2 separate regions of the Homo sapiens genome follow, and region 1 is linked to region 2. Evidence: read pairs that join two places in POLR2A ChIA-PET (ENCODE). Cell type or tissue: OCI-LY7. All regions are shown on one strand. Each heading gives the region's core, and the rest is flanking DNA. Links, peaks and the distances in the headings are about the cores only. Region 1 has its middle 120 kb from the start of RGS21. Region 2 overlaps LOC105371664 (a long non-coding RNA gene).

Evidence for each region. Peaks named below come from ENCODE experiments on the same cell type or tissue, not always from the same donor. Only the 100,000 strongest peaks of a DNase experiment are listed, where the experiment ranks them.
Region 1: POLR2A ChIA-PET joins it to region 2 with 6 read pairs; 3 of 35 experiments call an interaction of 5 or more read pairs at or near these places.

What each region holds. Positions count from the first base shown.
Region 1 is chr1:192,432,573-192,436,981 of GRCh38, reverse strand. No RefSeq gene overlaps it. Among named protein-coding and RNA genes, the nearest start is that of RGS21, 120 kb to the right of the region's middle. In OCI-LY7, for the core only: no CTCF peak of the experiment used is centred there; no DNase peak of the experiment used is centred there.
Region 2 is chr1:192,613,424-192,617,832 of GRCh38, reverse strand. The region is part of intron 2 of LOC105371664 (a long non-coding RNA gene); the gene reads left to right. The region is part of intron 1 of LOC107985241 (a long non-coding RNA gene); the gene reads right to left. Among named protein-coding and RNA genes, the nearest start is that of RGS13, 21 kb to the left of the region's middle. In OCI-LY7, for the core only: no CTCF peak of the experiment used is centred there; a DNase peak (open chromatin) is centred at 2,572; H3K4me3 peaks cover 746 bases; H3K27ac peaks cover 392 bases.

The DNA.
Region 1 (4,409 bases), core at 320-4,319, 180 kb after region 2:
AATGTTTGACTTTTCTTGATGAAATTTGCCAAGAACTTTCATCTTTCCACTTGAGCAAGAATTTTAAGTTGCTAGTGGCACTCGGTGGGAAGCCTCCTACACAATGAGATTGCAGTTTCACTCTCCGTCAAGGTTAAAAGCTCAATAGTATCTTATCATATAGGGCAGAAGCAAGCTATTAGAATTGTCTTTAAGTGGAAAGAAATGAAACGAGAAATTTATAAAATTCTCCAAATCCCACTTCTCAAACATCTTTTCCGTCAGATTCCTCTGCTTTTGAATGGAACCCATTGTTGATAAAGCCATACAAGCCTTGTATTGCAGAGGTTTCTTTATCTTGTGCTTGACAGAGAAAAGACTCATTCTTTGCAGGCGTACATGCACAGCTTGACAGTATTGAACATTGTAGATTTTAAGTTCTATTTAAGTATTAGTTCCCATTAGGTTGCCATATTTAGAGGGTCAGCCGTCTTGGTATTGTTTGCAAAGAATATGCTCATTCAAAAGAACTCAATTTAAAAGTACATGAAGACATCAACAAGAATTTTTCAAATACTCATTTATCACAATCATTGTCTCAGTAATTCTTTCATTAAAACTAAATCATAGATGAATAATGAATAATAAATAATTATCCCTTTTGTTTATTGCTTTGACGAGAGAAACTTCCATTTTTCCCTTTTTCAGGTATTTTTAATTCTCTGGGTAAATATTTATTTGCATGTTTTCATCTTTACTTTGGATTGATTTTTATTGATTTTTAAAATATTAATTTAAAAGTAAAATATAACTCATTTTCCATCACATTGAAAAATCAAACATTCATATCCTGGCTTACACAGCCTACATGATCTAACACTGGCCTCCCCCAGCCTAATTTTCTGACCTCGAGTTAAGCCATTTTTCAGTACAATTAAACTCTAGCCCTTAACTCTTTTTTTTTTTTTTTTTTTTTGCTTGTCCTTCCTACTTGAAAAGCCTTAGCAGCCCTAGCACTACCAGTCTCCTCTTCCTGGAATGTTCATCGCTCTAATCATGCCATAGCTACTGTTGCAGATAAGTTTCCCAGGAAACAGGCTCTGAGGTGAAAATTAAGATGCAGAGAGTTTATCAGGGAGTGCTGTCAGGGTCAATGTTTTGCAAGACAGGAAAGCAAGATTAGGCACAAAGAGAAGTTGGGCTTCAACACAACCTCAGTAAAGTCCTTAAGTGGCCTCATAGGGAAATCGAGAGCCCTAAGCGTTGTCTGGAATTGGATCAAGGAGGTCAGGACTTTATTCTGCATCATTAATTGTTAGGGAATGCAAGATGCTCATGGAAGTAGTGTGATTGGGCAAGAAAGGTCTTTCCAGTAAAGAACATTTCCAGAGGGGCCTAATGACTGAGAGTTCTCAGTCATCATTACTTCCAGCAGTGAGCGGAATATCCACTCTAAGTGGATCTTCATAGGGTCCAGTCGGCTGCCTTTTTCTGTCTTTTTCAGATCTCAGCCTAAATGTCATCTATTCAGAAGGGCTTTTCTTTTTCACTGTGGAAGATCCCCAGTGAGTTACACCCTGTCTGCCCCTCTCCTTAGCTGTGAGTGTTCTCATCAATAGGACATGGCAAAGGTGATGGGCTACCACTCCCACGATTATGTTCAGCCATTCAAAGCTTTGCTTTAGCTGGCCAGGCAGGGTGGCTCATACCTGTAATCCCAGCACTATGGGAAGCTGAGGTGGGTGGATCATTTGAGGTCAGGAGTTCGAGACCAGTCTGGCCAACATGGTGAAACCCCAGCTCCACTAAAAATACAAAAATTAGCTGAGTGTGGTGGTGGGCACCTGTAGTCCCAGCTACTCGGGAGGCTGAAGCAGGAGAATCGCTTGAACCTGGGAGGTGGAGGTTTCAGTAAGCTGAGATCGTGCCAATGCACTCCAGCCTAGGTGACAGAGCGAGACTCTATCTCAAACAAACAAATAAAAAACAAAATAAAACCTTGCCTTAGTTGACTGGAGTCAGAGAGTCTCTTGCTGGCCTGGAAGAAACAAACAGCAATGGTGTGAACTGCCTATGAATATGAAGCCATGTGCATATAACTACAGGCTATCTCTAGGATTTGAAGGCTGCTTCCAGCTGATAGCAATCATACCATCAGGCCATCATGAAGGCCTCCCAGTCATACCATCATAAGGAAATGAGTTCTACCAATGAATGGTCTAGTGAGTTTGGAGAGGGGCCCTGAACTCCAGAAAGAATGAAAATCAAAACAGTGAGATATTACCTCATACCTGTTAGGATGACTATTGTCAAAAAGTCAAAAGATAATATGTGTTGGTGAAGATGTGGAGAAAGCTAACCCTTATACATCGATTTTGGGAATGGAAATTGGTACAGTCATTATGGAAAACATTATGGAGGTTTCTAAAAAGTTAAAACTAGAACTACCATATGACACAGAAATTCATTTTCTAGGAAAATACCCGAAGGAAATTAAGTCACCACCTTTTAAAAAATATATCTGCACTGTCATGTTAATTGCAGCATTATTCACAATAGCCAAGATTGGAAACCACCTAAATGTCTATTGACGGATGAGTGGGTAAAGAAAGTGTGTAACACATACATACATACATACACACACACACACAGATACGCAGTGGAATATCATTCAGCATTCAGAAAGAAGGAATTCCTGACATTTGGGATAACATAAAAGAACCTGGAGACATTATGCTAAGTGAAATAAGTCAGTCACAAAGAGACAAATACTGTGTGATGTCACTTGTATGTGGAATCTAAAAAAGTTGAAGTCATGTAAGTAGAGAAGAGTGGTTGCTAGGAGTTGAGTGTTGGGGAAAATTAGGAGATATTGATTAAAAATGCAGTTTCAGTGATAAGATAAATTCTGGAGTCCTAATGTACAGCATGGTAACTATAGATAATAATAATGTATTTCATACTTGAAATATGTTCAGACAATAGATCTTACGTATTCTTATCATTCAAAACAGTATCTATGTGAGGTGATGGATATATTAATTAACTTGACCATGGTAATCATTTCACAATACTTAAGTATATCAAAACAAAATTTTGTACACCTTAAATATATACAAATCTTAAAAATTATTAATACATAATATTTGTACATTTTAATGGGGTATACATGATATTTCATTATAAGCATAAAATGTACAATGGGCAAGCCAGGATAGTTAGGGTATCTAGCACCTCAAATATTTGTCATTTCTATGTGTTGGGAACATTTCAAGTCCTCTCTTCTTGCTATTTTGAAATACACAACATATTGTTGTTAACTATAGTAACCCTATTCTGCTATCAAACATTATAACTTTTTCCTTCTATCAAACTTTATGTTTATTTAATCAACGTCTCTTCATCCACCCTCACCCCCCACAATGAATGCACTATTCCCAGCTTCTTGTAACTATCATTCTACTCTCTTACTTCTATGAGATCAATGATTGTAGCTCCTGTATTAGTAAGAACATGCCTGTCTTTTTATGCCTGGCTTATTTCACTTAATATAATGGATTCCAGATCCATCCATGTTGCTGCATATGACAAGATTTCAGTGTTTTTTTATGGCTGAATAGTATTCTATTGTGTATATATACTACATTTTCTTTATCCCCTCATCCATTGATGGACACTTAAGTTGATTCCATATCTTTGCCATTGTGAGGCTGCAATAAACATGAGGGTACAGGTATTACTTTGATATACTGATTTCCTTTCCTTTGGATAAATACCCAGTAGTGGAATTGCTAGATTGTATTCTAGTTCTAATTTTAGTCTTTGGAGAAATATCCATACTGGTTTCCATAATGGTGCTACTAATATACATTCCCATCAGCAGTATATAAGAGTTCCCTTTTCTCTGTGTCCTCATCAGTGCCTCTTATTTTGTGTATTTTTTGTAATAGTCATTCTAACTGGGTTAAGATGATGCTTAATTGTGATTTTGATTTGCATTTCCCTGATGATTAGTGATGGTGAATGTTTTATCTTAAATACCTGCAGGCCATTTGTATGTCTTCTTTTAAGAAATGTCTGTTCATGTCCTTTGCTTCTTTTTAATAAGATTATTTGTTTCTATTTCTTTGCATTGTTTGAATTTCAAGTATATTTGGATATTAGTCCCTTTCCAGATGAATATTTTGTAAATGTCATCTCCCATTCAACAAGTCGTCTCTTTACTTTGTTGATTGTTTGCTCTGTTGTGCAGAAAGTTTTTAGTTTAATATAGTCCCATTTGTCTATTTTTGCTTTTGTTGCCTTTGCTTTTGAAGTGTTAGCTATAAAAATCTTTGCATAGACCAAAGTCCTGTAGTGTATCACCTATGTTTTCTTCTAGTCGTTTTATAATACCAGGTCTTATGTTTAAGTCTTTAATCCATTTTGAG
Region 2 (4,409 bases), core at 171-4,170:
GTATGCTTAATTGCATTTTGCATATTTTTTATGACTTTAATCTCTATTTGCAACAATTTAGGCAGGTTTACAGATTAAATAAGTTCTGCATATACATGCTGATAGACGTGAATATAGCGAACAAGACAAAGATAGAGAGTTTTACTTGGGCAAGCTTGAGTTAAAGAGTTGCTAGATAAACAAATCCCAAATAAGCAACATGAATCATGGTCAATTATGACATATGGAAGCCCTTGATGTACAGATAACCAATTTTGGTGTTAGAAAGAGAAGGACCTATATTCCCAACTGAGTCATCAAACTATGTGCATGATTATGAACAAGTTACTTTATATTATAAATGTTAGTTTTCTGAGGAAAATTATTATAAGGATTAGTAATAACTAATACATCTCAAGTGCTTAATAATTGATAAATTTTATTAATATTATTTTGTTGCTGATAATATTTTCCCATGATAATGCCAATTCACTATATATACCTTTAAAAGATTAGTGATCATGGCCATTATTTGAGAACAGTGTTTTCACTTATAATGGAAAGCAGTATTTTATCTGTAGTTACCCCTAGCTTATGTACACTGTTGCTGTCAATTCAAGGAGATTGTAAATGAATGGGAAAGAAGGTGACTATTTTTATTTCCAGCAATGTTTTGAACCAACCAAGTAACTGAAAATGCTTCCATTACAAAACAAAGAGATTTTCTGGCTAAAATAGTTTTAAAATTATTTTAAATTCATGGTTGCTCTTACTAGTAAGAAAGGAAAATTCTCAATTTCCTATACAAAGTGGGAATTGAAAATCATAATGGTAGGATGGAAAACTGGAATTGTGACTCAGCCTGGCAAATAATCTTTTTTGTTTCTTTCCTGGTTAAGGAAAAAGAAGGAAGCTAGCACCTGGGGTATGATGCATGTACATGTGGGAAGTTTGTATTGAGATCCACCAACCCTCTAATCTGTGTTTTTCAGAGGGATAACCATCAGAAATAGGTTGAACTAGAAAATATCTTTCCAGTGGCATAGGAGACAACAAGAAAGCTTAGCTCTCTTGGCCCTGGGCTGCAGATGAAAAAAATGAAGCCTTCTGTGATAATTTGTAATCATGGTAATGGGATTTAAATTTACCCTATCCATGAGCTCCTAAAACTCTCAAGTGAGGAATCAATGTAAAAATAGTTTGGGCTGGTAATATCCTTGGGGCACCTAGCAGAAAGCAGACAATATATCCCCGGAATGACATCTGTAAACACAGGCCACACAAGACTCCTATGGATAAATCTATGCTGAAGATGAGCTTAATATCCAAAATTTACAAACACACAAGCAAACAAACCCTCATGAAAACATACCAGATTAAAAAAGAAGCGAGATTAGATTCCTAAGACCTTCAGCTAATAGAATTGCTGAATAGAAACTATAAAACAAAAATATTTAAACTGAATAATCTATTTTAAAAAAAGATTCTCAATTTTGAAAACAACAAAACCTTATTTCAAAAGATTAAGCAGATGTGAAAACAAAACAGATGACTTTTGGAGGTAAGAAATATAATCACTAAAAAACAAACTAGTGGACAGATTAAGCAACAGATTAGCTAAAGGAAGAATTTGTGAACTAATAGATGGACCTAAGAACATTATTCAAAAAATAGCATGATGATATAATAAGATTAAGTATGTAAGGTAATTTGGTGAGAATTTTCATATCTAATAAAAGATTAATAAGATTCACTATGTTTAAATCCTGAGCAGAAATCTATCTATCTATCTATCTATCTATCTATCTATCTATCTATCTATCCATCCATCCGTTTATCTATCTATACATCTATCTTTATATCAGTACCTCCACATGTTGATACAGCATGATAAAATTGTAGAATTTTGCCAAAGTAAAAGAGAAAAAATTAATAGTAATTAGACTTAAATAAAAGATTGCTTTGAAATAATAATTGCAGATACCTCAGCAGCAAAAACAGAAACAAGAAAATAATGGAAAATTTTATTCAAATATTAAGAGAAAAAACTACACATTCTGTATATATTTAAAGTTCTATACGTACTATTTGATTCTCAATGAAAGATTCAAATGCATATACTAAAGAAAGAAAAAAATTAGAGCTACAGGGAGATTGAGATGCAAAAAAGAAATGGTGAACAGAGAAAATGGTACACGTGGAGTTTTACATACACAACTATTGTTTGTATGAACAATAATAATAATTTCAGTGATATGAAAAAAGTGGAACTAAAATGCTGCCAACAATAATGAGAAGGTTAAGAGGGGCTTCATGAGAGTTAAACTGTCCTGGCATCCTTGTAGTGGGAATAAAGTAGGTATTATAAAAATAAACTTTATACTTTGCTATGTGTATATTCATGCCATAGTTTTGTGGGTTTTAAGGGTAAGGAAATCCCGCCACTCAATAACACAAAAGCCCAATTAAAAAGAATTGTATAGACATATTTTCAAAGAAGACATAAAAACATGTAACAGATATATGAAAAGCTACTCAGTGTCACTAATCATCAGGGAAATGCAAGTCAAAACCACAATGAAATGTCATCTCACACCTGTTAAGAGGCTACTGTCAAAGAACCAAAGACTAGTATTGGTGAGGATGTAGAACAATCAGAACCCTTGTACACTCTTGATGGGAATGCCAAATGTTGTAGCAACTATGGAAAACAGTAAGGAGTTTCCTCAAAAAATTAAAAAAAACTACCATGAGATCTAGCAAATTTGGTATTTAACCAAAAAAATTGAAATCAGGATTTTAAAGAGATATTAGCATTTCCATGTTCATTTCAGCATTATTCACAATAGCCTATATATAAAAATAACCTAAAGAGCTGAGAAAATGGATAAAGCAAATGTGGTATATACATACAATGGAATGTTATTTAGCCTTAAAAAAGAAGGAAATCCTGCAATATGCAACAAAATGGATGAATCTTAAGGAAATTATGTTAAGGGGAGTAAGCCAGTCACAGGACAAACACTGCATGATTCCACTTCTATGAGAAATAATCTATCTAAAAGAGTCAAACTTCTAAAGGCAGAGAATGGTGTGATGGTTTTCAGAGAGTGAGAGAAGTAAGAAATGGGGAGTTGCTAATCAATGGATACAAAGTTTCGGTTATGCAAGATGAAGAAATTCAGAGATCTGCTATACAACATTGTGCCTATAGCTAACAGTACACTGTATTGTATTGTACTGTACACTTAAAAATCTGTTAAGAGGGTGGATTTCATGTTAAGTGTTTACACCACAATAAAATGTAAAAAATAGAATTTAATCTTCAAAAGATGTCTTAAAAATTCCTCATGCGTTTAGAAACTAAAACAAAATAAAACAAAAACACACTCTAAATAATGAATGGATCAAACAGGGAATCAAAATAGGAACTGGAAAATGTGAATAAAAGATAATAAACATGTCGTGTATCAGAATTTGTGGGAGAATGCTTAAGTGATTTTTTTTTTTTTTAAAGAGACAGGCTGCAGCATAGTGGTGTTATCATAGATCACTGTAACCTTGAACTCCTGGGCTCAAGCAATCCTCCCACCTCAGGCTCCAGAGTAGCTAGGGCATGTACCACATGACTTTTTTTTTTTTTTTTTTTTTTTGACGGAGTCTCGCTCTGTCGCCCAGGCTGGAGTGCAGTGGCCCGATCTCGGCTCACTGCAAGCTCCGCCTCCCGGGTTCACGCCATTCTCCTGCCTCAGCCTCCCAACTAGCTGGGACTACAGGCGCCTGCCACCACACCCTGCTAATTTTTTGTATTTTTAATAGAGACAGGGTTTCACCGTGTTAGCCAGGATGGTCTCAATCTCCTGACTTCGTGATCCACCTGCCTTGGCCTCCCAGTGCTGGGATTACAGGTGTGAGCCACCGGGCCCGGCCCGCCATGACTATTTTTTTTTTTTAAAGTTTTGTACAGATATCGTCTGGCTATGTTGCCCAGGCTGGTCTCGTCCTCCTGGCCTCAAGCAATCCCCCCAGCTTGGCCTCCTAAAGTGCTAGGATTACAGGCATTAATGACTGTGCCAGGCCTAAAATGATTTTTTTAAGGATAATTTATATGACATTAAATGCTTGTATTTTAAAAAGAAAGAAAACTGCAAAATAATGAGCTATGTGATCAACAAAGAAGATAGGAAAACAGTACCAAAAAAACATATAAATCAGAGGGAAAGGAATAGTACACAGGTAAAAGCACAAATTAATGAAATAAAAACAACTGTCATAATTTAATAGAAAAGGAATACAAAAAGGGTTAAGAAACAAATTTGTTTCTACGTAAAAATAAGGAAGTCTTTCTGACAAAAGTGATATAGTAGAAATAGAGAGATGACCTTTAACAATATTAGGGATAAGAAAAGGTCATGGCTACAGATCTACAG